Linked DNA regions of Homo sapiens: regions 1, 2, 3, 5, 6 and 7 are each linked to region 4. A link is a contact called in ENCODE Hi-C or POLR2A ChIA-PET data. All regions are on one chromosome and are shown on one strand. Each heading gives the region's core, a stretch centred on a gene start or an enhancer-like site at or near the end of the contact. The rest is flanking DNA. Distances are from core to core; before and after follow the strand shown.

Evidence for each region. Hi-C counts contacts between places; a loop is a spot of excess contacts on that map. ChIA-PET counts read pairs that join two places held with the same protein, here RNA polymerase II (POLR2A). Pooled maps may share reads with other maps.
Region 1: a loop to region 4 is called in a pooled map, with 2.8 times the contacts of the local background. The contact joins the enhancer-like site here to the promoter of TNRC6C in region 4. A Hi-C loop is called at or near these places in 1 of 50 pooled maps. POLR2A ChIA-PET finds 5 or more read pairs at or near these places in 7 of 52 experiments (AG04449, AG04450, CD4-positive, alpha-beta T cell and 4 more).
Region 2: a pooled map shows a loop between it and region 4 (4-fold over the local background). The contact joins the promoter of LINC01993 here to the promoter of TNRC6C in region 4. A Hi-C loop is called at or near these places in 1 of 50 pooled maps. POLR2A ChIA-PET finds 5 or more read pairs at or near these places in 2 of 52 experiments (K562 and activated B cell).
Region 3: a map of Panc1 shows a loop between it and region 4 (5-fold over the local background). The contact joins the enhancer-like site here to the promoter of TNRC6C in region 4. A Hi-C loop is called at or near these places in 10 of 168 maps with a recorded cell type or tissue (IMR-90, Panc1, aorta and 6 more) and 27 of 50 pooled maps. POLR2A ChIA-PET finds 5 or more read pairs at or near these places in 21 of 52 experiments (A549, AG04449, AG04450 and 16 more).
Region 5: a pooled map shows a loop between it and region 4 (15-fold over the local background). The contact joins the enhancer-like site here to the promoter of TNRC6C in region 4. A Hi-C loop is called at or near these places in 1 of 168 maps with a recorded cell type or tissue (CD8-positive, alpha-beta T cell), 1 of 37 single-sample maps with no recorded cell type and 9 of 50 pooled maps. POLR2A ChIA-PET finds 5 or more read pairs at or near these places in 24 of 52 experiments (AG04449, AG04450, B cell and 19 more).
Region 6: a loop to region 4 is called in a map of naive thymus-derived CD4-positive, alpha-beta T cell, with 7 times the contacts of the local background. The contact joins the promoter of SOCS3-DT here to the promoter of TNRC6C in region 4. A Hi-C loop is called at or near these places in 2 of 168 maps with a recorded cell type or tissue (both naive thymus-derived CD4-positive, alpha-beta T cell) and 9 of 50 pooled maps. POLR2A ChIA-PET finds 5 or more read pairs at or near these places in 6 of 52 experiments (A549, A673, CD4-positive, alpha-beta T cell and 3 more).
Region 7: a pooled map shows a loop between it and region 4 (4-fold over the local background). The contact joins the promoter of PGS1 here to the promoter of TNRC6C in region 4. A Hi-C loop is called at or near these places in 1 of 37 single-sample maps with no recorded cell type and 9 of 50 pooled maps. POLR2A ChIA-PET finds 5 or more read pairs at or near these places in 5 of 52 experiments (CD4-positive, alpha-beta T cell, Caco-2, HepG2 and 2 more).

What each region holds. Positions count from the first base shown.
Region 1 is chr17:77,493,611-77,497,684 of GRCh38, forward strand. SEPTIN9 (septin 9) reads left to right here. Exons shown (of 12, transcript NM_001113491.2): 11 at 3,705-3,756. Among named protein-coding and RNA genes, the nearest start is that of MIR4316, 99 kb to the left of the region's middle. RefSeq lists enhancers at 2,817-3,366, 3,367-3,914. Within about 2 kb of position 1,466, at least 9 of the 41 ENCODE cell types and tissues checked have a DNase peak (open chromatin) inside an H3K27ac peak, as active enhancers do; they include CD4-positive, alpha-beta T cell, where a contact is called at or near this core.
Region 2 is chr17:78,276,763-78,280,775 of GRCh38, forward strand. LINC01993 (long intergenic non-protein coding RNA 1993) reads right to left here and starts at 1,730. Exons shown (of 7, transcript NR_073178.1): 1 at 1,682-1,730. RefSeq lists enhancers at 1-34, 596-1,429, 1,430-2,263.
Region 3 is chr17:77,539,726-77,543,439 of GRCh38, forward strand. No RefSeq gene overlaps it. Among named protein-coding and RNA genes, the nearest start is that of MIR4316, 140 kb to the left of the region's middle. Within about 2 kb of position 2,465, at least 5 of the 41 ENCODE cell types and tissues checked have a DNase peak (open chromatin) inside an H3K27ac peak, as active enhancers do.
Region 4 is chr17:77,957,207-77,961,231 of GRCh38, forward strand. TNRC6C (trinucleotide repeat containing adaptor 6C) reads left to right here and starts at 1,497. Exons shown (of 23, transcript NM_001142640.2): 1 at 1,497-2,062. RefSeq lists silencers at 1,112-1,161, 1,182-1,641 and enhancers at 1,314-1,873, 1,874-2,432.
Region 5 is chr17:77,463,153-77,467,354 of GRCh38, forward strand. The region is part of intron 3 of SEPTIN9 (septin 9); the gene reads left to right. Among named protein-coding and RNA genes, the nearest start is that of MIR4316, 68 kb to the left of the region's middle. RefSeq lists enhancers at 2,113-2,172, 2,773-2,902, 2,854-3,605, 3,606-4,202. Within about 2 kb of position 2,274, at least 26 of the 41 ENCODE cell types and tissues checked have a DNase peak (open chromatin) inside an H3K27ac peak, as active enhancers do; they include B cell, CD4-positive, alpha-beta T cell and CD8-positive, alpha-beta T cell, where a contact is called at or near this core.
Region 6 is chr17:78,357,840-78,361,697 of GRCh38, forward strand. SOCS3-DT (SOCS3 divergent transcript) reads left to right here and starts at 2,609. Exons shown (of 5, transcript NR_110847.1): 1 at 2,609-2,934. SOCS3 (suppressor of cytokine signaling 3) reads right to left here and starts at 2,238. Exons shown (of 2, transcript NM_003955.5): 1 at 1,911-2,238; 2 at 1-1,344. The coding sequence starts at 1,256. The coding sequence ends at 579. RefSeq lists silencers at 1,350-1,589, 2,000-2,279, 2,290-2,599, 2,660-2,859, 3,090-3,139 and an enhancer at 1,594-2,242.
Region 7 is chr17:78,376,880-78,380,547 of GRCh38, forward strand. PGS1 (phosphatidylglycerophosphate synthase 1) reads left to right here and starts at 1,770. Exons shown (of 10, transcript NM_024419.5): 1 at 1,770-1,929. The coding sequence starts at 1,787. RefSeq lists an enhancer at 1,659-2,620 and a silencer at 1,816-2,055.

The DNA.
Region 1 (4,074 bases), core at 216-2,715, 460 kb before region 4:
TTCTGAGGCCCTGAGGACCAGCCTCATCCATGCCTTCCTCCTTCTGGTGGCGCCTGGCATTCCTAGTTGTATTGTAAAGGCATCACATGCTCTAATCTCTGCCCCATTGTCACAGGGCCTTCTTCCCTGTGTCTCTGTCCCGTCCCTCCTCTTCCTTTTTTTTTTTTTTTTTTTTTGTTTGAGACGGAGTCTCGTTCTGTCACCCAGGCTGGAGTGCAGTGTTGCAATCTCAGCTCACTGCAACCTCTGCCTCCTGGGTTCAAGTAATTCTCCTGCCTCAGCCTCCCGAGTATCTGGGATTACAGTCACGTACCACCCACCTGACTTAATTTTTGTATTTTTAGTAGAGACAGGATTTCGCCATGTTGGCCAGGCTGGTCTTAAACTCCTGACCTCAGGTGATCTGCCCACCTTGCTTGGCCTCCCAAAGTGCTGGGATTACAGGAATGAGCCACCGAGCCTGCCCTCTTTCCTTCTTGTCTTTGGACAAGGATGCCTGTCTTTGGACTTAGGGCCTACCCTAAGTGGATGATCCCATTTGGAGATCCTTAATGAATCTATAAAGAAAGACGTTTTCCAAGTAAGGTCACAATCATGGGTTCCAAGGCCTGGACCTTGACCATGTCTTTGAATGGATGGGAGCCCCTGGGGGGCCACAGTTCAACCCACTCCTGGCGGTGACACCCCGGGAGGGATGGGCCCGAACGTTTCCTTCCCCTTCCTCTCTCTGTCCCTTCATTTCTCATTAGAATGGAAGAGGGGAAGGTGCAGAGGGAAATGCAGCAGGAAAAGCCACTTTGTTCTGGGAGAGCACTTGGCTGAAAGGCCCAGTAGAGCAGGAAGCACAAGTCTCTTAATCTTCCAGGGCCTCAGTTTTCATCATCCACAAAGTGGGTGCAGTGTGCCAAGATTTTAGTGAGTTGAGAGACTGTCCCAAAGACCACAGAGCTTTTTGGGAAGCTGTTGCTCTAAAAAAATGGTCATAATGACAATTACCAGGAGGCATCAGACACTCCTGTGCCACTGGCTAGACATGGGTTATCTCGTTTCATGTCCGAAGCTCCCCGCACCCACCCTCCTTGCAGAGTTGAAGAGGTGCTGTGAGCAGAAAACCTGCCAAGGGACCCAGAACGGGAGGCGGCTCTAGAATCTACAGCTCCAGCCCTGCACCAGACTCCCTCGAGATGGGAGTTCATGCCTGGAGGAGGGTGTGGAGAGGCACACGGGCCTTTCCCCTGTCTGCACTCCTCCCCTACCACCACCCCTGCCGGGCCCACCCTGCGGGAGCTGCCCAGCTGGGTGCAGCCTGGGTGTTTTCCAGTATCCGCCTGTGGTGTCAGGCTGGCTTGCCTCCCCTTGGCCCCTCTGCCTGCAGTTCCTCTCTTCCTCTCTGCCCAAAGAGTTCTTGCTGTTTAGGAAACTTTTTATGAAAGGCAGGTTTGGGAGAGTTAGGGATGGATGGGCCTGGGACGGGCCGGCGGCTTTGCTATGGGCGTGCCTCTGCTGCACCCTGGTGGCCAACCTTGAGTACCGCAGGTGGCCGGTGACAGAAACTGTCAGGAAATGCACAAGAGAGAGGTCCCCGCACCTCTCTGACCTGTGCGTTGTTGAGCACCACTGGCTCCAGCTGAGGAAGAGTCTGGAACCTGTCAGGACAGTTGTGAGGTGGTGGGGCCCACTTTCCAGCAGTCTTATATGAGGACCCTGGAAATGTGCCTTCAGCACTGCTGGGTTTTTATATCAGGGGCCCCATGAGTTCATAGCTGACCTGACACCCGGACTAGTAAGGGCTGTGCCTTGTTCTTGCCTCCCACTTGGTGAACAGCATCTTGAGGTATCTTTCCCATCCTTAGAAACCACCCCAAGTATTGTCAATAGAAATGTGGGGTGTAATTGATCACGCCATGAACTCATTTAATCCTCATGTCCCTGAGAGGCGGGTGACGTTATTATCCACATTTTATGGATGAGGAAACTGAGGGAATGAGAGTAACTTGCCCGAGCCAGGGAGTGGCGATCACACACTCCAACTCCAGCCTGAGAGCCCCATTCTTCCTGCCGGCTCTCGCTGCCCGTCAGTGTTAGATGAGAGTGCTGCTGGTCAGTCTGCAGGAGGTTCTAGTGTGGACACCGCCCTACACAGGGCCGTGGCAGGAGGGCCTAGGCAAAGGCAACCGGCATAGCACTGAGAGCACTTGAGGGCTGGGCAAGGTGGAGGCCCCGGCCCTGCCTGCTGGCCTACCAAGTAAAAACTAGACATTTTTAACTTGGGGAAAAGCCATGTGGCTCTGCGATGGGGCAGCCTGGAGCCAGGTGTATGGGTTCTGCATCCCGCTCCAGCCTTATGCACTGTGGAGCTGAGACAGACACAGTTCTTGCGTTCTCTATGCCTCATTTTCTTTTCTTTTCTTTTTCTTTTTCTTTTTTTTTTTTTTTGAGACGAAGTTTCACTCTTTTGCCCAGGCTGGAGTGCCGTGGCGTGATCTTGGCTCACCACAACCTCCACCTCCTGGGTTCCAGTGATTCTCCTGCCTCAGCCTCCTGAGTAGCTGGGATTACAGGCGCCTGGTACCAGGCCTGGCTAATTTTTGTATTTTTAACAGAGACGAGATTTCATCATGTTGGCCAGGCTGGTCTCGAACTCCTGACCTCGTGATCCACCCACCTCAGCCTCCCAAAGTGCTGGGATTGCAGACGTGAGCCGTGGTGCCCAGCGTCTACGCCCCATTTTCGTAAGATAATGGGGATAACAAAGGAATCACAAGAGACACTTGCAGGTGTGTGAAGACGAAGTTCATCACATGGGAGGGCACCGGGTGTCTTTATTTGCCTTCCCTGCCCGGCTCCCCACCTCCAGTGATGCCGTTCACTGCCCTCCTTGTTAAAAGGCCTTCTGTTATATAACAGTTACACATGCCAGGCACCGCGTGTTCATATAGGAGTTACGAAGCACAGCAATAAAATGACCACTCTGAGATGGCCACCAGCTCGAGCCCGAGGGCACTTGTGGGTGCCCGTGGTCTCCTGCCCAGTCTCCCTGAGAAGTGGCCACTGTCCCGAGCTTGGGCTTGTATGTATTGTGTGAAGTGCACATGTCCCTGAGCAATGTTTAGCATTGCTGATTCTTGAGCTTGTGAATGGTCGTCCACAGTACGTAGCCCCTGTGTGTGTCCCTGTGTGTGTGTGCTCTGAGCGCACACAAGGTGGATGGGGCCGTGGGGGTAACACCCTGTGGGCCACAGGTTTTCTTTAAAATCCCAGCTCCGATTCCTGCTTCATCCCATTCCCAGCAGCCCAGCCCCCTGCCTGTCTTCAGGCCCCTGCTGGGACGTCCTGCTCTCCCTGGTCACCCCAGTGGTGCGGGGGCCCACTGCCCTGGCTTCTCCACTGTGGCTTCCTTCCATGCTCCTATTTGGCCTGGTCACTGTGCCATCTCCCATTAGCCAGGAACTTTCTGGAGAGCAGGAGCTGAGCTGTCCAGGAGCAGGAGCTGGTGCTGGTCACTCCAGTATCCCCCAGACTGAGGGCAGTGCCAGGTGTCCTATACTCAGCTGCAGAGCAGGTGGTTCCCCTGCCCTCCTGCCCATGGGGCTGCCCTCAGACTCTGCTTTTGGCACCAGCATTTCTGGGCAGGGGGAGAGAGGTGGGGTCCGGGCAGAGTTTCTCCACTGGGACATTAAAGCCCCTCCTGTCTCCTCTCCTAGTTGAAAACACCACACACTGTGAGTTTGCCTACCTGCGGGACCTTCTCATCAGGTGAGAGACAGGGTGCTTGGGTGGGGCTGACGGCTTCACCCCTAAGAGGGCCCTACAGCGGGTGGGGGCAGTGGGTGTGGGGCCGAAGCCCTGGGCAGAGTGGGTGCCCCCTGCCACCTGCCTGCCCTGCCCTCGGGAAGATCTTGGAAGCCCATCTTCTGAAAAAGAAAACCCACTGGGAAATGAAGCAGGCAGTGAAGATCCTTTTCAACCCCTGCGAAGTTGGCTGGATGGGAAGGCTGAGCTTTGATCCACTGTGGTCTGGCCCGTTAGAGCTGCCCGGTGGCCACTAAGGGCCCAGTGAGGCCTCATGTGCAG
Region 2 (4,013 bases), core at 480-2,979, 320 kb after region 4:
CGCTCTGCCGGTTGCCACCTGGGTCCCCAGGTGGGAGGGTGGAGCACCTGCCAGGATTGATGGGCTAAGGGCGGAACTTTCCCCTTGCATTCCATCAGGGGTATTTATCTTTTTTTTTTTTTTTTTTTTTTTGAGATGGAGTCTTGCTCTGTCACCCAGGCTGGAGTGCAGTGGTGCGATCTCGGCTCACTGCAACCTCCGCCTCCCAGGTTCAAGCAATTCTCCTGCCTCAGCCTCCTGAGTAGCTGGGATTACAGGTGCCACCATGCCCAGCTAATTTTGTTATTTTTAGTAGAGACGGGGTTTTGCCATGTTGGCCAGGCTGGTCTCAAACTCCTGACCTCAGGTGATCCGCCCACCTCGGCCTCCCAAAGTGCTGGGATTACAGGAATGAGCCACCGCACCCGGTCTCAGTTGATATTTCTAAGAATCTGCATAGAATAGACCAGCCGACCCTGGATCCTATCAGAGGGTGGAGGCTGGGAGGAGGAAGAGGATCAGGAAAAATAACTAATGCGTACTAGACTTAGTACCTGCGTGCTGAAATAATCTGTACAACAAACCCCAATGTCACGGGCTTACCTATATAACAAACCTGCACGTGGACCCCTGAACTTAAAAGGTTTTTTTAAAAAAAGAGGGTCGGGTACAGTGGCTCACACCTGTAATCCCAGCACTTTGGGAGGCCAAGGTGGGTGGATCATCTGAGGTCAGGAGTTCCAGACCAGTCTGGCCAACATGGTGGAACCCTGTCGTCTCTACTAAAAATACAAAAATTAGCCGGGCATGGTGGTGGGCGTAATCCCATCTACTCGGGAGACTGAGGCAGGAGAATTGCTTGAACCTGGGAGGCGGAGGTTGCAGTCAGCCGAGATCACACCACTGCACTCCAGCCTGGGCGACAGGGCAAGACTCTGTCTCCAAAAAAAAAAAAAAAGGGGAAGCCTGTTGCCCAAAAGGGCTGCTGTGGTACCTAAAAATGTGGGCTTTCTCCTTCTGGGAGGGGGTAGGAAGAAGTCGCCCCCACTCTCCAGGCCCACGGCTGCCCCGCCCCTGCTCACCAGCCGGCTGGCTGTGGCAAAACTAAAGCCTGCCCCGTGCCCTGAGCCCGGCATGTTGTTCAGCCTCTCTGAAATGGTCTCCTTGGATCATGGGCAGAGATGGTACGATGGGATCCCACCCGAGGGGTCCCGGCCGGTGCTCACGGGGCTGGGACCAGCTGCTCTTACTCTGTTTTTCTACCTTTCTCAGCCACTTGGAGGAAGAGAGAATTTTGTTACCTTTTACAGGTAAGGACGCTGAGGTTCACAGGATAAGTCACTTCCAGCCAGGTGTGTGTGACCTCAGATCCATACTCAGAGGGAGGTGGGCTGGGCAGAGCCTCCCACCTGCTCCCCTGGAGGCCCATGAGTCTGGGCACTGGGGCCCCAATTCCTATAAACCGGGGTTGATTACGGAGGACTCCCCTCACCTGCAACCCCGCCTCCCACCACAGAGCCCAGGCAGCAGGGAAGCCTGGAGACAGGCGCAGAGCCTCTGGGCCTGGGTGCCTACCCCTGCCCACCCCCAGGGCCTCAGGCCACAGGAGACCACCTAAAGCAGGAGCCGGGAGTAGGGCCCAGGCTGGGCTGGCACAGCTGGGCCTGTGAGGGGTGGAGGGGCCGCTGGGGAAGGGACTTACCAGCAGCAGCTCTGCTGGGACCTGGGAGGCTCTCCTCATTTCCAGTAACAAGCGGGGGTGGGGGCAGTGGGAGGGAGGAGGCGGCTTTCCCCAGGTGCCAGCTGTGCTTGAAGACAGCCTGTCCCCTCTGCTGTCTCCTGTTCTCAGCTCCTTAATCCCCTCCCCGACCTCGTAGTTGACTCCTGGGCTGACTCCTCCCCTGGAAGGGAAAGAAGAGCCGGGCTCACCCACACCCAACAGGTGCAGCAGCTGCTTGAGGTCACAGTTGCTGAGAAGGGAAGCTGAGGCCAGTGGCAGCTCCAGCCAGGGTTGGTGCAGCCTGCTGAGGGGTCGAGGTCACCCAATCACCCACCCAGCTCCACCTGCCCCCACCCCTCCCACCCAGCCTGGCCACCAGCCCAGACACCTTCCTCACATGGCCTGAAGACCCCTGCTGACCTGTGGCACCATGTGGCCCAGCAGGGTGGCCAGGCTGGCCGGGGTCATGGGGTGGGGGACGCTGCTCCCCACCTGCCCTGGGGTGGTCGGTGCTGTTGGGGAGGCCACTCTCTAGGGGCATCTGCCAGGTAGGCAGACCAGAAACTTACCCCGAGTTCTGTGACCCGCTCCGGGGAGCGGGGCATCTCATGTCCTCTCAGCCACGTCTGAAAGCTGGGACATGGCAGAGTGGGCAGGGCTGCCCTCTGAGCTGACCCCCTTCCCCTCCTCCCCATCTTGTCTCTCCTCAGATCTAGGGCTCACTCTGAGGCGTGGGTGACACTTGCCCCCCAACCCCAGCCTCTTCAGTGCAGGGAGGCAGGGCCTGAACTTCGGAGGGCCTTGGGGCAGGTTCCTGGGGCTTGCAGTGAGGCCTCCCCTTTCCCAGGGAGAGGAAGGGAGAAGCCGCGTCTGGCGAGGGAAGCCTGTACCCTCACCCTCACTGTGTCCAGATCTGCACCCCTAACCTGGCCTGGGGAGACTGGCACCAGGTGGAGCTGGTCCCCAAGGAGCCCCAAACCCCAGAACATCTGCTGCAGGGGTCAGCTCTCAGGGGGCCCCAGGGCCAGTCCTCTCTGCACCCCACCTTCCCTGCTCAATGTGGCTTGTAGGAGGTTATGCAAAGCATTATGCAAAGCACATGCAAATGAGACCCAACCACAACTGGTCACTCTCTCCAGGCAAGACCACTGAAGCCCTCTGGTCATCAGCAGGAATGCAGGGGCGCCTATGGCAGGCCGGACTCCAGGTCAGGCCTTGGGGCAGTGAGGAAGAAGGTGCATGCCAGGTAAGCTATAGTCAAAAGGGAGGGACACACACCACCAGGCGAATGAATGAAGCAAATCAATGGCACTCCTCCCTGCCCCAGAATTCAAAATGACAGACCGGTGCAGACAGATGCATGTGTGTTCTGAGAGGTGGTTGTGTACAAGCAAGCTCACTCCTTCAGTCTCCCATTCATTCACTTATTCTGCAAACTCGGTGTCTATTATGAGCCTGGGCTGTTCCAGGGGCTGGGGATATCCCAGCAGATGAAAATGCCTGCTTTGCAGGGCTCCAGTAGGGAGAGAAAGATACAGGTGACAAGTCAGGATGAGCAAGGAGGACACACCGGTGTATGTTCCAGAAACCATAAGGAGGCTGGAGCCAGGCACAGGGAGCCCTGGGCCTTGGGAAGAGTATGGTCTGTGCAGGGGCCATGTAGTGGGAGGGGGCCCTGCAACATCAACCCAGGTGCCCTGGGGAGGTTGTGGTGGAAACAGGCAGAGCACGGAGGGAACCAAGTTCCCCGGGCAGGAGATGCCAGGGGCTGCGGCCAGGGGTGGCAGTGGAAGGGCTGAGAAGTGGTCGGATTCTGGGTTAGGAAGAGAAAGCTGCCCTTTGCCCTCTGAAGCTTCGCCGAAAAATCAGCGGACAAAAGGCAGATTCATAGGAGAAAAGGCTCACAAAATTTACTGTAACTGCATAGCACAGGACTCCCCGGACGTGATTACCCAGTAATCCAGAGGGGTCCAGAACCTGCCATGCCCTTCCTCATGGGAGAAGAGGTGGTGGGAAACCACCTCTTTGAGGCAAAGTCAATGATTTTTGGGGGGAAATGAAATGAATGGGCCCCTTGCTCAGACAATGGTTAGTGAATAATTCTCTTTGGGAATCAAATAGGACCAAAGAACAGACAATGGTTTGGGAGGAAGTTGGTCTGGGCTCTAGGTGTGGTGGTTCATTGCAGCCTCTTCCTTTGTGATGTGAGTTTTAATCTTCTCCGGTTAATAACATTTCAGGGAAGGCAATTGTGTTCCTCTTGGCCAGTCTGGTTTCTAGGTAGTTAAGGAAAGTCCGAGAACAGCCTCATCCT
Region 3 (3,714 bases), core at 1,215-3,714, 420 kb before region 4:
CTAACTTAGGGATTATAATATGTGATACTGTGATATAATAAACAATATATATTTGGACTTTGTTCCTGGTAGAAGAGCTTCTAAAACTTTTAGAGTTTCCTGAATGATAGGGGTGAGAGTCTTGTTAGCCTTAATAAGCCCCTTTCAACCATACCTGAGTTTCTGCTTAGGAGGTGAATCTTGGTGGGCCCCTCCTAGGTAGCAAGACAGGGTCTTGCCCTGTCCACCAAGCTGGAGTGCCGTGGTACAGTCTTGGCTCACTGCAGCCTCAACCTCCCAGGCTCAAGCAATTCTCCCGCCTCAGCCTCCAGAGTAGCTGGGACCACAGGTACATGCCACCATGCCCGGCTAATTTTAAAAAATATTTTTGTAGAGATGGGGGTCTGACTATGTTGCCCATGCTGGTCTTGAACTCCTGCCTCAAATGATCCTCCTGCCTTGGCCTCTCAAAGTGTTGGGATTACGAGCCCCCACACCCAGCCTCAAAGGTGTTTAAAGAACATCTACTTTGTGCTCAGTTTCCTCACTCCTCCATGGAAAGCCTGCAGTGGCTCTCCTTTGCCCTCAGGATACAGCCTGACTCCTTAATCTGGCTTGAAGGCTCATCCTTACCTGCAGGGCCAGGGCGGCTCCTCTCTTGCCCCTTCTGTTGTGTATTTTGCGCTCCAGTTTCTCCGAAGCACCAGGCTGGCTTTGCCATGAGCCATGTCCAATGGCTCCTTCCACCCGGACCCCTGTCCCCACTGCCATCAGCTGACTTTCCCTGTGGCACTCTGCTGACCTTTATTCACATCCTCAACACACCTGCCACCTTCTAGGTGTGGCACTTCCTGCTCCTCCAGATGGGCTTAAGTGGGCACAGCCAGAGCTCCCATGCCTCATCCTGGCAGTGACAACGTGTGGCACCTAAGGGAAGCCCTGACCCCAGTCCTGCCACCGCCTTGTTCTGGTGGGCTCTGTGAGGATGCACTGGATGAATTCACTAGTGCAGCAGTGCTTCGCCTTCCAGAGGGACCGTCGGAGCCAGCCCCGCGTTGCAGGGACCTGACGACCCTGAGGTCCAGCCTTCCCCGATGCCCAGCCCAGCTCAGTCCACTGTGTCCTCTTTGGCCTCTTCCCATCCTGGTTTCTCAGTCGTTCTCAGCCAAGCCACAGGACTGGAAGCTTTGTCGCTTTCTATAAGGACTTGCCTGTCAGGGGGAGTTAGTTCGAAAGGAACGGGGAGTGAAGACTCAATGTGAATTTCAGGTAAAAATCTCCGGGTCTGAGGAGACTGGGTCTGACAGCCAGTGCTGGCCTCGGGGACCCTGATGGAGACGTTCACACAGGTGCCCAACTGCAGGACGACCCTGCCGAGGAGGCACCTGCTGGGGCCAATTAGAATTCCTCGTTCTGGGCTGGGTTAATTTGCATAAACTCTGAGCCCCCAGGAAAAATCTTCCGCGAGGCCTCTTCCTCTTTGTTAATTGAAAAAGGCTCTTTGTCTGTCTTCAGCTGTCAGCTCACATGCGGCCTCCCCAGGCAAGCCTTTCCCAGCTCCTCAGACCAGGCAGGTCGCCCCTGCGGTCTCCGCGTCTCCTCCCCACACCTCAGCTCACCCACTCGGAATTATCTGTGAGTTTCCTTCCAGCTTCAGCGCCACAAGGACAGGGACCTTGTCTCTTCCTGTGGTGGTTGTTTCTATCATCACTAAATCCATACCTAGTGCACTAGCGCACGGTAGAGGTTGTTTGCTCAATGAATGAATGCATTTCCTTGTAGGACCCCCGGCTGCCCCGAGTGAGCCACACTCCTTACAAAGACCAGGCAACTACGTTGAAGAAATGTTGATATTTATCAAGAAACACTCTTCCAACCATTTTTAATTTTTTTTGGACGTTAAAGTATTTATTGGGTCGGGTGTGGTGGTTCACGCCTGTAATTCCAGCACTTGGGGAGGCCGAGGCGGGCGGATCACTTGAGATCAGGAGTTTGAGACCAGCCTGGCCAACATGGTGAAACCCTGTCTCTACTAAAAATACAAAAATTAGCCGGGCATGGTGGCTCGTGCCTGTAGTCCCAACTACTTGGGAGGCTGAGGGGGAGAATCGCTTGAACCCGGGAAGGGGAGGTTGCAGTGAGCCGAGATTGAGCCACTGCACTCCAGCCTGGGCGACAGAGCAAGACTCTGTCTCAAAATAAGATAAAATAAGATGTATTAGACAAAAACTGAGAGTTCTTACTTTAAATTGATTTGGAATTTTGGGTACACTTATATATTTTTTTCTAAAATAAATTGAAAGTGAATCATAGGAGAAATATTACTTTATATAAATATTATTAACTTGTTTTAAGTACTTATTAAAAACAACAACAACAAAGGCCAGGCATGGCCCCTTCCACAGAGAGCTGGTCAGCCAGCATTTTCTGCAGCTCTTACCCCAGCTGCCTCTCTTCTGGTTTCTGAGCCTCCCCACCCCCACTTAAGGAGCTTACAGCTGAGCAGGAGAGATAAGATGTTAAGTGCGTGGAAAGATTATTTTTTATTTTTGGAAAGTTGAACATTTTAAGCCAACATCCCATGAGGCTGTGGGATTAGGCTGGAGGTAGAACTTGCTTATCCCATTTGGAATTGCTGAAGCTTCCCAGAAAGGCTTACTTCTTCCTCTTTTTTTTATTTCTAAAATTCTGCAGAAATTCTTCCATGCCCAGGCTAGCCTTGGGAGAAGAGTGGATGTCAAGATGTCAATGATGTATTGGAACGATGGGTGGGAAAGAGAGCCAGGGGGAGCTTTTAAGATAACATCAGAGGAATTGGCTTTCAAGGGCGTGGTGGACGATTTTGAGGACTGGCTAATGCATTTGATCAGAAGACGGGTGGTGATGGGCTGTGTTCCTATCCTGGCTCCCGTTTCTAAAAACAGCAGGCACTCAACCAGCCCTCAGGTGTCCCCTTTGTCCCAGGAAGCTTGGCAGAAGGAGCCAGGACGTCTCCAGAGGAGCAGATGGCCCTCAAAGCTGGAGGACCATCAAGAAAGAGCCTCCCTGGTGAGGAGAAACTTAGGTTACTGATATGGGAACTCAAAAACTCTCACTTCTGTGTACCCAGGAGTTCCTATTCATCTCCCCAGGAATCTTAAGTATCTGAAGGACCCGGGGCAGTTGCACAGAGTGGCCATCGGGTGTCAGTGTGGAATTAGAAGCCCTGCCTGCGTTCCTTCGCTCAGCTGCTTGGCTTTGAGTTAGATGCTCCTGGAAGCTGGGCCCGCAGCCCCATGCAGGCTGGGAACGGGGATGGAGCCGTGAGGATTCTCCCTTAATTTAATGGCCCCGTCCACTGAGCTGAGAACATGGCTGTGATCCTCAGCTTGGGCAGTTCCTATTGTATTGAGGCTTTGGAGTGCTTATGAGCTGGGCTGAGTCACGCTGATAAAAAGTTAATTTCTATTTGCTGTGGCTCAGTAATTGGATGAACATGAAAGCAATTAAATATTAAAACATACAAACAAATAACTAAGTCACTGTAATTAGCCAAAGTTTGATCACTGTCATATTTATTTAGGAAGAGGTGATATGTCTCAGCAGGTGACATTTTAAATACCCCGGGCCTCTCTGGTGTTGTCTTTGGAGAATGCTGAATAATGTACAGAGAATTTAATTAAACCCTGTTGTAAATCAGCCATGATGACAGGGAAATGACAGCCACATGTTGAAATGAGAATTAGTCCACAGCAA
Region 4 (4,025 bases), core at 247-2,746:
GAGAAATACAAAAGATGTAGGTTCTCTGCAGTCGAGAATTAAATGAACGTAAATAAAATGAATAGACAAGGCAGAAGCCTCCATGTCAGCTCCCTCTGCCTTCAGATCCTTCTAAGGGATGTGGGTTCTCGGGAGGGGAAATACACAACACGATACAACAGACATTTGACGACCCTTTAGAGGCTGGTTGTGAATCTGACTACCGGAGGGCTTAAAATATGGCAGTAAGAAGAAAGGAGCTCATGGGACCCTGAAGGGAAACGAGAGCGGGGAATTTGTCTCTTTCATCCACAGTCGTTTCAAAGCATGACACTTGCGGTAACAAAATTGCATTGCGAAAGTACTAGTGTGTTATTATCTCCTCTTCAAGACAGGGACACGTAGACAGGGAATGGCCTCTTCCAATACCAACTTCCAAGTAGCACTGCTGATCCTCCACTGAACGATGGGGGAAAAGCTAGCCTGCTTCTGCGACCTTGCATGAAAATGGAGAAAATTCTTGGTTTCAAAATCTTCTCCTGGCTTGAACCGAAAGTTAAAAAGGGACTTTTCGAATTGCACATTGCGCCTGACCTTACCTACCACTAATGAATAATGGATATCGAGGAGCCGTGGAATGGAGGATCACGGCGGCGTACGGAGCACCGGGGAGGAATCGTGGGGTGCGTAGGCGCCGGAGCGCCCGGGTTCGGCCCGGACCGAAGGCTTGCGCGGTGAAGGTGTGGTGTCTGTGCTCCGGGGAAAGGGCTGTCTCCCCGGGGGACTGTTTCGCAGCGAGGCTTGTTTTGCTCGCAGCTGGGCGCTCCCTGGGGAGCGACTGAGCGCAAGGGCGGGCCGGGAGGCGCGAGGCGAGCACGATGCTCCAGGGCCCCAAGGACTCGTGTGCGTGTGCGTGTGCAAAGTGGGGCGGTGCAGGGCGTGTGCACGGCACGGGCGAGACGCGCGCCGGTGCGGGCGCCGGGCGCCGCCGGGCGCAATTACAGCATAAAGCCCGGGCGCCGCGGGGCGCTGGCCCGGAGAACCCACCGGACGCGCAGAACCGGATCGGCACCCCTCCCGCCAGCACCCTAACGCGGAGCCACAGCGCCCAGGGACCGGAGGGCAGGCGGCGGCGGTAAAGGACACCACGCAAGTCTCCACGTAACCCCCCCGAGCAGTGCAAGCTCCCAGGACTGGCGCGCGTCCCGGCCACTCGGAGCGCGCACCGCTCGCACCCCGGCGCGCTCCCCGCGCGGTGCAGGGAACCACAGCGCGGGCGGGTATTAAGGGGAAAGGAGGAGGCGTGGCCTGGCCGAGGAGCCAATGGGCCGGGAGGGGCGCGCGGGGGAGGAGCTCAGGTGCAGAGTGCCGATTGGCCAGTTCGCCCTCCGGTATGCAGATACGGTGGGAGTCACGTGCTAGGGGCCGGGACGACTTCCTGTTGGAGGCCAACGCGGGGCGGGGAAGGGGGCGCGAGCGCCCCGTCTGGCTGAAGCGGGGGGAGGGGGGTTCTTGTCAGTTAGAGCAACAAGATGGCCGCGGTGGCAGCTCCGCACCTCAGCGCGACGGCCCCGGGAGCCGTAGCCGCCGCCGCCGGCCCCGCCGCCGCGCAGTCTTGAGCGCCGCCCGGGCCGCCCCCTGACAGGGCAGTCCCAGCGCCCGCCGCGCTCCCGCCGCCGTCACCGTCGCAGTAGCCGCGGGCCCGCCCGAGCCGGAGGCGGAGGGAGCGGAGCGGCCCCGCGCCCAGCCGTCCGCAGCTGCCACCGCCGCCGCCGCCGCCGCCTAGGACCCGGACCCCGCCGGAGCCGCATCCCGCCGGGCGTGAGGAGGAGGACGCGTCGCGGCGTTGCCGGGGCCGGACCTGGACCTGCCGGGACGCGCCGCCGCCCACTCGCCCGCGCCGCCGCCGCAGCCGCCGCCGCCGCCCGCGCCGGGACCTGAGTCCGTGGCGCCGGCGCTGAGCGGGCCCCCGCCGCCCGCGCACTCCCGAGGCCCTCGGGCGGTTGTTCGTGCCGCCGCCGCCGCCAGGCCCGCGCCACCGGAGCCCCGCGGAGCCGCCGCCGCCGCCGGGGACGGAGCCCAGGTGAGCGCGGCAGTCCGCCCGCTCCTCGCCGCAGCCGCAACTTTGCCGGGAGGTTCGCGGGCCCTTTGTTCGGCCGAGCCGAGCCGGGGCGGGCGCTGGCCCCTAGCGACCCGCGTGCGGCGCCAGGCCCCGGGCCGGCCGGGTTTGAGGGGAGCGGCGGGAAGCGGCCGGGGCCGGGGCGCGTGTGTGCTAGTGTGAGACGGGGCTGTGCAGACGCCCGGTGTGCATCACAATCAAACGGGAGTGGAATGGAGGGCTGAAGATGGATGTGCCCCCTCCCTTTTAAAACTCATGCAGCGGTGAAATTCGGTCCTTTCCGGGCAGCCCCCCGCAGATTTTGCACTGGTGATGGCAGGCGCGAACCCGCCGTGTTTTGGTGCAGGAGCCCGGTGCCGTTGTTTGGGGGAAGAGAAAAACCCGGGGCGTGCTGCGGGTGGGCGGAGAAGGACCCCTGGGCGCTCTGCGGCTCTGAAATCAGGTGGATTTTCTAACGGTGCTGCGGACTGCGGAGTAATGCGTATGAGGAAAACGAGCCGTACAACATCTGTCCTGTTATCAGATAACGTAACCCGAGCGCCTGGTTGCCGCCTCTGCTTTAAGCGGTGCCTCCTTTGCACCTTTACCTTGAGGACGAGATTTAATTAATTGATTCGTAGCTATGAAAATGTGCAGATGTGGATGTGGGGGTTCCCTGCCTGTTAACCTGGGGAAGAAATAACTGGCAAGCATGTTACACGGAGCTTTGGGGATCTTAGCAAAAATGAAGGCTTGCTGCTTGGATGTTGTGCCGGGAGGTAGGGGAGGAGGAGCCGCTAGATCGTGGCTGCACCTATTGCATTCGAAGGCATTTGACGGTATTGGTGATTCTGCACGTAATTAGTGGAGTTGTCTCAAACCTTTGCCTCCGCCAAATGAAACCTCCATTTGAGTGGTCCGCTCGGTTATTTCTAGGCGTGAACTGCGGATTCTAAACTCAAAATGGTGCTCTGTAGATGTCCAACTTCAGCGTCTTTAAGGAGTTGCAAGTTGGAGCCTTCTGACTGGGTTAATCCATTGTGTAGCCGAGGTTCGGTTTTTCTCGAGTGTCTGGTGTTCACGTTGACGTACTTCGGCCAGTACAAGGTAGCCAATTTATGGTGATCGCTGTGAGAGCCTCGTACGTCCCTGAATGTAATTTGAGCCTGCATAAGGCCTACTTTATGCAAGTGATTTCCTGCAGTTGGAATTGAATAACTATGCGAATGAGTTGAGACCCTGGAAACCTGGCTTGAGTGATTTCAGAGGACAGTGGTAGCTGGTTTGAAATGTGTAGGGGGTGTTGGCAATGATATTCATAGATTCCGGATTTCCTTCAGTACTGTATGAAAGAATAAATGATAAAACTTAGCCCCAGGCCAGATGAACTTGGTTAGTAGAGGGCACCTTGAAGAAATTTACATTGTTCCAGAACAGCAGAGGTGGCAATGGTCTTTGAGCATGTTTCACTGTAGCACCCCTAGGATGCTTTGTTGGGGGAAATAATGCAAAACAGGGTTTTTAAAATGACTAGTTCAGTTGTCGGAATTAATTTTGTGTGTATTAATAGAACAAAGTAATGATGTGAACAGTTGTAACTTTACCTATACTGAAAGTTTTTTTTCTACAGAAAGTTTTTAATATTTATTTTCATAAGAATAGACATTCTTGGAAGCTGTTTTTCATACAGATTTCTCATGACCTGACCATAGGCATAGTCAGGCCGTGAGAAATTGATAGCTCAGAAAACGGTAATAGTAAACACACACACACACTCGTTTTTATTATAAGGATCTGATTTTAAAAGCTTGTTTGTAACTCTTCTGTGCTTCTTGTCCAAAACAAAGACCTTGCTGACCTTACCTCGGTTTTACTTTTTTTTTTTTTTTTTGAGACAGTTTCGTTCTTGTTGCCCAGGCTGGAGTGCAATGGCACGATCTCGGGTCAC
Region 5 (4,202 bases), core at 1,024-3,523, 490 kb before region 4:
GATCTACTTCAGAGAAGGGGCAGGTCAGTGAGTTCTTCTTGGACCTGCCATTTCTTAAATTCCTTCAGCTGAAAATATTTACTATGCCAAGGCACTGTATCTTGGAGTGTGCGTTCCAAGCCCTGTTGCCTTCAACTGATCGGGTGAGGCCCACCCCCATCAGAGCACACAGTCTGCTTTACCCAGGCTCCTGATTGCACCCTTTTCCTGTTTGCCCCGAGAATACTCACCAGCAGTGCTTGTGGCTGCAGCGTTCACCCCAAGATAAATTTGCCGGGAAGTATCTTGCTTTTATTATTATTTTCACATCACTCTAGTATATCGACTTTGGAAACAAAAGACATCATTCTGTTTATAGCATTCCATTTTTAGTAGTGGTATTTCCTTTAAAAAAAAATGGTAATTCTCAGCTGGGTGTGGTGGCTCATGCCTGTAATCCTAGCACTTGGGAAAGCTGAGGCAGGCTGATCACCTGAGGCCAGGAGTTGGAGACCAGCCTGGCCAACATGGTGAAATCCCATCTCTACTAAAAATACAAAAATTAGCCAGGCGTGGTGGTAGGCACCTGTAATCCCAGCTACTTGGGAGGCCGAGGCCGGAGAATTGCTTGAACCCGGGAGGCAGAGGTTGCAGTGAGCCGAGATCGCGCCATTGCATTCCAGCCTGGACGACAGAGCAAGATTCCATCTCAAAAAATAAATAAATAAATAAAATTTAAAAAAAAATAGTAATTCTCGATCGCTGAAAATGTCAAATCCTAGAGAACACAGCATTCCTACAAGTGATGTTAACATTGTTCTTGATCAGTTGTTGGCTGAAGATTCATTTGATGAATCTGATTTTTCCAGAATAGACGACTCAGATGACTCTGTTGTTTTGCTTAGAAATAACTGCAGGAACAATTTAAAAAATTTTTTTTCTTTTTAATTTTTTTGTTTTTTGAGACGGACTCTCTCTGTTGCCCAGGCTGGAGTGCAGTGGCACGATCTCGGCTTACTGCAACCTCTGCCTCCTGGGTTCAAGTGATTCTCCAGTCTTAGCCTCCTGAGTTTAGCTGGGATTACAAGGTGCCTGCCACCACACGTGGCTAATTTTTTGTATTTTTAGTAGAGACGGTGTTTCACCAGGTTGACCAGGCTAGTCTCGAACCCCTGACCTCAAATAATTGGCCCATGTCGGCTTCCCAAAGCGCTGGGATTACAGGCGTGAGCCACCACGCCTGGCCAGTTTTTATATTTAATTTTCACACAGAGCATCCAGTCAGATTTGCTTCAGCCTCAAAGAGCGTGTTTATGTAAAATTAAGTGAGTGCTGGCAGTGAGCTGAACTTTCTAAAAGGTAAAAGGGTTAAATATTAAACTCATCCAAAAACACCTTCACAGACACACTCAGAATAATGTTTGACCGGTTACCTAGGTGCCCCATAGCCCAGTCCAGTTGACACAGAAATTTTTTTTTTTTTTTTTGAGACGGAGTCTCGCTCTGTCGCCCAGGCTGGAGTGCAGTGGCGCGATCTTGGCTCACTGCAAGCTTCGCCTCCCAGGTTCACGCCATTCTCCTGCCTCAGCCTCCCGAGTAGCTGGGACTACAGGTGCCCACCACCACACCCGGCTAATTTTTTTTTTTGTATTTTTAGTAGAGATGGGGTTTCACCGTGGTCTCAATCTCCTGACCTCGTGATCCACCCGCCTCAGCCTCCCAAAGTGCTGGGATTACAGGCATGAGCCACTGCGCCCGGCTGACACAGGAAATTAACCATCACAGTTACACAGCCATCGCCATTAATCCCAGCACATTTCATCATCCCCAAAAGAGACCCTGCCCCCATTAGCCAATCCCCATTCCCAACTCCGGGCTCTCAGCCCCTAGCCACCGCTCATCTGCCTTCGTCTCTATGAATTCACCTGTTCTAGATAGTTTGTATAAGTGGAATCGTACAGTATGTGGCCTTGGTGTCTGGCTCCTTTCACTTGGTAGAATATTTTCAAGGCTCATCCACATTGTAGCAGGTGCTGGTGCTTCATTCTTTTTCATGGCCGAATAATATTCCATCGTGGATAGACCACACTGTGTATCTCTTCATCTGCTGATGGACATTTGGGTTGTTTCTGCTTTTTGGCATAATTCTGTTGTGAAGAATTCTGCAGTGAGTGCTGGTCTACAGGTTTTTGTGTGAACATGTTTTCATTTCTCTTGGGTAATTGCAAGATCATGTGGTTTAGCCAACCAGCCTTTAAGCCATGTGTCTGCTGAGGGACCCAGGCCTGGTGGGGGTGCATTGCTGTGCTTGGCCAGCCAGGTGCTGCGAGTCCGTGTCGCAGCCATTTCTCTGTGCTGTGCTCTGAGGTTGTCTCGCCGGCACCGGGCACTGTGAGCCCCAGGAGGCCAAAGCCCCCTTTGTTTTATCTTGAGTCCAGGCCTCGCTCCATGAACTAGGATGAATGGACATTGAATCAACGCAGGGATGGGTGGGGCTGGGGTGGGGACGCAGAGTGACCCCGGGGGCCTGCAGCTGGGTCCTGGCTGCTGACTTCCAGTTTCCTTTGCCTGTTGGAGCCCAGAACAAGTCAGAAAGGGGAAATGCAAAGTTCGAGTGTCTTTTCTGTGGTAGACTGGCAGGCCTGGGTGGGTGAGCCACTTGCAGCTAGTTGCAGCGTGAGAGAGGAAGTGGGAGGGGAGGGAGAGGGTGAGTTTGGTGTAACTCACCCCTGGAAGGAGGCTGGGCTGAGGCTGGGGGAAGTGACTTTTATTTTTCTGAGAGGATTCTTCCCTGGGGCCAACTTCAAACCAAGGGAGACAAGACCTTCCTGGGGGAGGCTGGAAGTGCTGGGGCCCCCAGGTGGGCAGGTCTCCCAGGGCCAACGTCTTGGGGAAGCTATAAGTTACCATGTTTCTGGACTGTCACACACACACACACACACACACACACACACACACACACACACACACACACACGAGTAAACTGTAACACAAATGTGTGCCCATGAAAGTGCCCACTTTAAACCACCACACAGCCTGTAAAGCGAAGGCCCTGGCCCGCATCTGGGCACCCACTGCCCAGCCAGCCGGTAGGCAGTTTGCACTGTAGTCTGTTACCATCCCTCAGAGATGCAGCCGAGGAGCCCAGCTGGCTTGGAGGGCCCAGTGGGCGCAGCCTCAGGAAAGTGGTCAGGCCCGGGCCAGGCCCCTTCCCCCTCCCAGCCTTGGGAGAAATTACCATATGAATGTAGCTCCTTCCCGGAGTTCGGGCTGGAAGGGCCTGGGAGGGGACAGGCTCCCACCCCAGGAGCTTCCAGGTTCCGGCTGCTGCCTGTGTTAGCTGCGTGAGCGTGAGCGAGCCAGGGGTCACTACTGGGTGGAAGGAAGAAGCGGGCATTTCTTCCAGGAGGTCACCGTTGGAGTCCCACAGTAGGTCAACCCCAGGCCCTGGGTCCTCGGGAGGAGGAGAAAGAAGAGAAGCAGGAGGTGTGGAGGGTAGGCCAGGACCAGAAGGCACACAGGGTCGGGGCAGTGTGGGAGACCCTGGGGGCTCCCTCATTTAACCAGCTAACATCACAGCGTTCATAAGAACACGCTATTACTGCAGTTTTATTACTTTGCTCTGATTTCAGAAGGCACAACTGATGACTTTAGGGAACGGAGAATCTGAGGAAGGCCTCGCAGGAGAGGGTCAGATGCGATCGAGTAAATGTGAGCCGTCTGTAAACTGTAGAGTGCACGCACAGCACCGGTCAGCCCTGGGGTCAGTGTTCCCCTGGTGCTCAGCTCGGCCTCTGCACCTTTTAGTGCTCGGCTGGGCTCTGTGGGGGTCAGGGCTGGGTCTGGTACATTAGAGGACTTCTACCAAGCCCCTGGCAGTGTCTCAGTTACTAAATCCAGTTTGCCAGTTACTAAATCCGCTCTGCCGGTTCCCGAATCACTCTTCCGCTGGGGCCGGCCATGTCACGTCAGGCTTTTCATGCAGGACGGCAGATGGATAGACGCTGGGACCAAGTCATCCTTGGGCCGCGAGACGTCTGACCTTCTGCTGGTGTCTCAGAAGATGCTAGCTCTCCGTGGCATGTCTTCCACGCGGTGCTTGGGGACCAGTGGCCTCTAAGGGGCCCCCCTGCCTCAGCGTGGGGAGTGGCCTGGCCAAGGTCTCAGTGTCTGGTTGGAGCCAGGCATAGGCTCAGGTGTACTGGCTGGAGGCCTCCTGCCCA
Region 6 (3,858 bases), core at 1,359-3,858, 400 kb after region 4:
TTCCCTTCAGGTCACCCCAAGCCCTTCTCCCCGGAGCCAGGGAGAGGAGCATGTCACCAGGATCCTCGCCTGGGGTGGGCGGGGGGTGTGACCATTTCCTTCGCCAGCCCGCAGCCCTGGGGCCCTCAGGACCTCTCTCTCTTCCACCTTTCCCAGGCTCCACAACCAGCTCAGGTTTAAACCAAATCAAAGAGCAAACAAGTTCCGTTGGAAAGTTTGAAGATTCCCTGGCAGTTCTCATTAGTTCAGCATTCCCGAAGTGTCCCCTGTTTGGAGGCAGAGGGGAAGCTGAGGAATTGAAGGAGAATCCACTTGTGGTTGCTATCGTCCCACCAGGACAGCTGGCTCCTCCGGAGAAGCTGGAGACTCAGGTGGTACTCCCCCTTCCCTCCAACACATTCCAGGTCCGCCTGCCACATTCTGCAGGGAGAGGGCAGAGGGAGGGGCCTGTCCGCCCTCTTTCCCCCCAGAGCTACAGGACTCTCTCCTGGTTGGCTTCTTGTGCTTGTGCCATGTGCCACGGAGGAGAGGGGCCTGCGTCCCCTCTCCCGACCCATGCCCTTTGCGCCCTTTACCCCTTAAAGCGGGGCATCGTACTGGTCCAGGAACTCCCGAATGGGCCCCGGCAGCTGGGTGACTTTCTCATAGGAGTCCAGGTGGCCGTTGACGGTCTTCCGACAGAGATGCTGAAGAGTGGCCACGTTGGAGGAGAGGGGCCGGCTCAACACCAGGGGGATCTTCTCGCCCCCGGAGTAGATGTAATAGGCTCTTCTGGGGGGACTCCCAGGGAGTGGCTGGGCAGACGGCTGCTCGGGCACCTCGGAGGAGGGTTCAGTAGGTGGCGAGGGGAAGGAGGGGGCTCCAGGGGGCGGCATGTAGTGGTGCACCAGCTTGAGCACGCAGTCGAAGCGGGGCACGGGCTGCGTGCTCCGGGGATCGCTCTGCAGAGAGAAGCTGCCCCCCTCACACTGGATGCGCAGGTTCTTGGTCCCAGACTGGGTCTTGACGCTGAGCGTGAAGAAGTGGCGCTGGTCCGAGCTGTCGCGGATCAGAAAGGTGCCGGCGGGCTCGGCACTGAGCAGCAGGTTCGCCTCGCCGCCGGTCACTGCGCTCCAGTAGAAGCCGCTCTCCTGCAGCTTGCGCACTGCGTTCACCACCAGCTGGTACTCGCTCTTGGAGCTGAAGGTCTTGAGGCGCAGGCTGGTGTCCAGGGGGCGGCTCATCCCGGCGGCGGGAAACTTGCTGTGGGTGACCATGGCGCACGGAGCCAGCGTGGATCTGCGCGGCGGCGGCTGCAGCTGCTTCGCGGCCTCCGCACAGCGGCCGCTACCGCATCCCGGGGGGCTGCGGAGAGGAAGGCGCGAGCGCGTTGAGTGCCCGGAACCCTCCAGCGCGCCCGGCCCGCCCCGGCTCCCCTGCCTTCGCCGAGCGACTGGGGCACCCACTGCCCCGGGGGCCCTCTCCTGGGCCCGCGCTCCGATCCAGGCGCCTCACGGAGCCCGCACGGCTCCCGCCCCTGCCGGCAGGGTGGCCCCGGGCAGCCCCTTCCCAGGCGCGCACTGCAAGGGCGCAGCGTGGGAAACTCGCGCGCGGAAGTTAGGTCTCCAGGAGTGTGGCCGGGTGGGGAGCAGGAGAAGGGCCCCCGGGACTGCCTGGGCGCCGCTCAGTCCAGTAGCCCCGGGCGGTGTGGACGGAGGGAGAAACCCGAGGCACGGGGGTAGGGAGGGGACAGGAGAAGCCCGAAGGCCCCAGCCGGAGTATTCCGGGAACCTGGGATCTCCGGCTTCCATCCGCTCTGCCCCTACCTCGTCACCTCCCTGCCGGGAATGACCCGGGAAGGGGAGGGGAAACCGGGAAAAGCTCCCGGGACTGAGCGAGACCCCTCCCCACGCCGCGCTCCTCCTTCCTACCTGGTCCCGAATCGAAGTCTCCGTCCTTGGGGCTGAGCCCCCTCGGGTCCCCAAGGCGACGCGGCGGCGAGACGGCCAGCGGTGGCCCGCGCTGCGCCCAGATGTTGGCGGCCGTGAAGTCCACAAAGGAGCCTTCGCGCGCGCGTCCCTCGAGCTTCCCCTGGGCGCCCGCCCTGCCCCCTGCGCACCCCCGGACCAACCGGGAGGGGACCAGGAGAGGGACCGCGGCAAGGGGCCGCGGCGGGAGCTGGGCCGGGCGGGCGGCTGGCGGCTGGCTGCGTGCGGGGCCGAAGCGGCAGCAGCGGAGCAGGGAGTCCAAGTCGGAGCCGCCGCGGAGGCCGCGCTCGCGGGTATATAGGCGGCCGCCGCGCCCCGCCCCCCGATTCCTGGAACTGCGCGGCCGGCCTTCTTGTAATGTTTAGTCACTACTCGCAGCAGAGAAAGGCTGAGCGCGGAGGGTGAGGGAGGGGCCGCGGGCGCCGAGGGCGGGCCGCGAGCAGGGGCAGGGACCGGGAGGGACGCGCGCGGAGACAAAGCGCGACGAGAGGCGGCCGAGGCGGCCGGTGGGCGCGGCGCCAGCCCCGGCGGCGCGTTCCTGGCAGCGGCCCCTCCCCGCCGCGCGCTCCGCCCCCAACTTCTCATTCACACTTTCCCCCCACCCCCCTCCCTTCTAAGAAGGCTGATTTCTGGCAGAGGCGGGGGCGCCGCTTCGGGAGAGCGGGCAGTTCTAGGAGGCCGACCTGGAGAGCCTCCCGGTTCCCCTTCCCCTTTTCCCGGACCCCGCGGGGACACCCCCTCGCCGCCACCCGGGCCTCCCCGAGGGCCCAACTGCGGGTCAGGCGGCCCGGGCCAGCCGAAAGGGAAGTGGGGCTACCCCACAGCCAGGCAGCGGGGCTGGGGTCAGACCCGGGAGCCGGAGGTTGGAGACGTGCGACAGTCACCTGCGGGCAGATTCCAGAGGGGAGACCCAGGGCTGCAGGGGACGCCCCTTCGTGGCAGCTACCCAGCCTCGGCCCACTGCCAGGTTCTTTGCCAACCCTGACGCGAGTGTGGAGCCCCCCTCCCCTCCCCTATGAAAACGCTTTCATGCACTGGGGTCTGCAAACCTGGTTGGTCCGGTGTGGGTTGGGCCAGGTGCTCTCGGCCGGGCTGGAGAGCTCGAGGTGGAACGATGGCCCCAACCTACGGCCCGCGTCCGCCAGAGGGCGCCCTGGGGTCTCCTAGGGGAGGGCAGTTTGGTGCTGCGCGGCCCAGGCCTTGGAATAGGCACGCCAGGGATCTGCGGGAATGGCTGTCTCCGGAGCTGGAAAGGTGGCCGAGAAGGGGGCATTCACACCCCAGGCTGGGGTCAGACCTGGGAATAAAATTCTAGCAGGAGAGAATTTCCGGAAAGCAGTTTTCCGGGGTTCAGGCTACTGCCAGATGGCCCACACCCCCTGGAATGTGACCCCCTGCCTCTCTTGGGGTGGGGGAGGACTTGATCACTGGCGGGGAGGGGGTAGAGGGGAGGAGAGGAAGTGATTGAGGTGAAAGATTGGTTTGCTGCTGGTCACGTTGGCACTGACGTAGATAGTTTGGGCTTGGAGACCCGGGGCCAGCCTTATGAAGGATGGCAAGTTTTGTCATCTTGTCCCCAAATGGGCTGTGTGGTGCTGGGGACACCCGAGAGCTGCCTCAGTGGCATTTAGATTTTCACCTCTCGGGATGCAGACGCTGTGGGCCTGGGGCCCTGCGCTCTTCCTAGATACCAGGATAATGAGGTGCTGAAAGGGAAGGAAGAGACTGCCGCCAGGGACAGGGAGCTTGGGATGCCAGAACCCAGAACTGGCCCTTTTGCCGGCCCTGGAATTGATAGGTGCGCACTGCCTTTGCCACTGTATCCTCAGTCCGTGCCATCACCTCTCCCCAGCATGTGCTGGGGACTCAGTGAGATTTGGACAAGACACAC
Region 7 (3,668 bases), core at 520-3,019, 420 kb after region 4:
GTCCCAGCCTATGTGGGTCAGCCAGGGAGCTGCATATTACAGATCAGAGATCACCTCTCCTGCCTTTCAGAATGCCACAAAGTTTTCCATTTTAAAATTAGCTGCAAAAAGTGTTCTTGGGCCGGGCGCGGTGGCTCACGCCTGTAATCCCAGCACTTTGGAAGGCCGAGTTGGGTGGATCACTTGAGGTCAGGAGTTTGAGACCAGCCTGGCCAACACGGTGAAACCCTGTCTCTACTAAAAATACAAAAATTAGCCAGGCGTGGTGGCGCACGCCTGTAATCCCAGCTATTCCGGAGGCTGAGACAGGAAAATCTCTTGATCCCAGGAGGCAGAGGTTGCAGTGAGCCAAGATTGCGCCATTGCACTCCAGCCTGGGTGACAAGAGTGAAACCCTGCCTCAAAAAAAAAAAAAAAAAAAAAGTGTTCTTGGTGTATGAGGATGTGCTCCGTCAGCTTTTTGGGCATAGAACTGTGTGTTGCCAGGGGCCAGTGATATCTGTGTACTTGGGCATATCAGGAGGGTGGAAGACTGTTCATCTCACACAGATTTGCTTAGGCTGTTCTGTGCCATGGAGCTGCAGCCTCTGGGGCTAACAGGGTGAAAAATGATTCCTCTCTCAGTCTGGTGGGGATTTTCCGTGGTTCTGTGCACCTTAGTGAGTCAGCGTTAACCAGGTTACAAGACTTTGTACAAGAACAGACTTTGTTCAAGTTTAACACCTTAGGGGTGTTGTACAAGTCTAAAGAACACCCTATCAATTAGAGCCTCAAACAGTAATTCCCTCACTTATCAGTGAGAAGTCCTTTTTTTTTTTTTTTTTTTTTTTTTTTGACGGAGTTTTGCTCTTGTTGCCCAGGCTGGAGTACAGTGGTTCGATCTTGGCTCACTGCAACCTCCACCTCCTGGGTTCAAGCGATTATCCTGCCTCAGCCTCCTGAGTAGTTTGGGATTACAGGCATGGGCCACTGCGCCCAGCTAATTTTTTGCATTTTTAGTAGAGACGGGGTTTCATCAGGTTGGCCAGGCTGGTCTCGAACTCCTGACTTCAGGTGATCCACCCGCCTCTGCCTCCCAGAGTGCAGGGATTACAGGCGTGAGCCACTGCGCCGGCCGAGGAGTCAATCTTGACAGCCAGTGGTCAGGCTCGGTGGCTCATGTCTGTAATGGCAACACTTTGGGAGGCTGAGGCTGGATGATCTCTTGAGCCCAGGAGCTCGAGACCGGCCTGGGCAACGTAGTGAGACCCCCATCTCGACAAAAAAGTAAAGAATTAGCCGGGCATGGTGGCACACGCACTTTGGTGGTCCCAGCACTTTGGGAGTGGTCCCAGCACTTTGAGAGGATCCCCTGAGGCCGGGAGGTCGAGGCTGCAATGCGCCAAGATCGCGCCACTGCACTCCAGCCTGGGACACAGACCGAGACTCTGTCTCAAAACAAACAAACAAAAGCTTTTTTGACAGCTGGTGAGTTGGAGCCAAGCGTGACGGTGCTAGAGCCCCTGCGCCGCATCCTTTCCTCCGCGACCTGTGACGAGTGACTGCAGGAATGCAGGCCACCTGGCGCCCTTACGGATTTAACGGGCCGGCTTCCGACCCCCTCCTGCGGCGCGACCACTGTTCCTCGCCTGTGTCCCCCAGAGGGGAAACTGAGGCTTGGGGGCGGTGCAGCGCCGCCCTCCCCGAGCCAGGGGTTCCGCGCCTGCGCGCCTGAGCCGTGTCCGCGCTCGCCTTTGTCAATAAAGTTCGCGCCCGCCGGGAGCGGAAGCGGAAGCGGCGAGTCTCCATGGCGGTGGCGGCGGCAGCTGCGGCGGGACCCGTGTTCTGGAGGCGACTGCTGGGCCTCCTGCCTGGCCGCCCAGGGCTGGCCGCGCTCCTGGGACGCCTGTCCGACCGCCTCGGCAGGAACCGGGACCGCCAGCGCAGGAGGTGAGAGGGGCGGCCGGGATGAGAGTGCAGCCCTCGCGGCTGCAGCCCGGCCCCCCGGCGCTCAAACTCCCGGCCCCAGCGTCCTGGGCATCCGCAGCGAGTCCCTCCCCGGTTTCCGGGCCCATTTCTGCCTCCCGGGGCTCGGCGCCTGACCTATGTGCTTCTTCACTGGCCTTCTTGAGGGAGGGTGGGCGGCTCGTGCTCCATTATCGGCCGGGTCCAGCCGGCGGGCCTCCTGCGCAGCCCGGCCAGTCCTTGCTCCCCGTCTACACCGTGCTTGTTGGCGAGCCCCGGCCACCGTGCACTTACACGTTAAAAGAGGGACTGTGTGTGCGTTCAGGGAGCTTCGGTCAAGCTCCAGAGGCTGTTTATATCATGGTTTCGGCCCCAGGATGTGAGTGTCGGAGAGTTCAGAGGGGTCTTTTCCTTAGGTAAGCCTGGCTGTGAGTGAATCACCGTTGCTGGGATTTTGTGTATAGAGCGTTTCTCACATCCTGCCAGAAAAAGCTGTGAAGCAATCCTTAGTAACACTCAGGCATGGGAAGAGGAGCCACTCGAAACACTTTTTACACATTTCAAAGGGCCTGTGTTCTGGAAAAGTACTGAAGTTATGTAAATGATGAAGTAGGCTTTGGAGCAATTTGTTCAGGCAGTGGTCTTTTAAAATAAACATTTGCCAAGAACATGCTGACCTGAGGCTTGCTAATATTAAAAAAAAGGGGATAAATAATTCTTGGCCGGGTGTGGTGGCTCACGCCTGTAATTCCAGCACTTTGGGAGGCCGAGGCAGGTGGATCACCTGAGGTCAGGAGTTTAAGACCAGCCTGACCAACATGGTGAAACCGTCTCTACTAAAAATACAAAATTAGCTGGGCATGGTGGTGCATGGCTGTAATCCCAGCTACTTGGGAGGCTGACCCTGAGGCAGGAGAATCGCTTGAACCCAGGAGGTGGAGTTTGCAGTGAGCCAAGATTGCCTCATTGCACTCCAGCCTAGGCAACAAGAGCAAAACTCTGTTTCAAAAAAAAAAAATTCTCTTGTGTGCAAATAGTTTTCTTTTCTTTTCTTTTTTTTTTGAGACGGAGTTTCACTCGTTGCCCAGACTGGAGTGCAATGGCGCAATCTTGGCTCACCTCAATCTCCACCTTCCAGGTTCAAGCGATTCTCCTGCCTCAGCCTCCCGAGTAGCTGGGATTACAGACATAAGCCACCACACCCGGCTAATTTTGTATTTTTAGTAGAGACAGGGTTTTTCCATGTTGGTCAGGCTGGTCTCTAACTCCCAGCCTCAGTTGATCCACCTGCCTCGGCCTCCCAAAGTGCTGGGATTACAGGCGTGAGCCACCGTGCCCGGCTGCAAATAGGTTTCTTAATTGAGTCTTACACTTGATCTTTAAAAAAAAAAATCTTAGAACTGCTTCCTTTAGTTGAGGTTGCATTGTGTTAGATTTTCTATCTGTACGTGTACTCCTCGGGTGAGATTTGACCTCCTGGGGTCAGACATCTAGTACAGAGATCTGGGGTCCAGTCATGTGTACTGATTCTAGGTACAGAAAAGAGCTTGCTTCATGGTGATCTATGGTGGAAGATTTTCATCGAAAACTCAAGTTTGATTTAGGGGAATTTTTAGGTGATAGAATCAGGGCAGGATGGCGCTCTTGGAAACCTGCTAGGTTTCACGTTGGTGAACCCAGCAGGACTGGGGCTGTAAAAGAAATGGCCTCTGCATTTTTTGCAT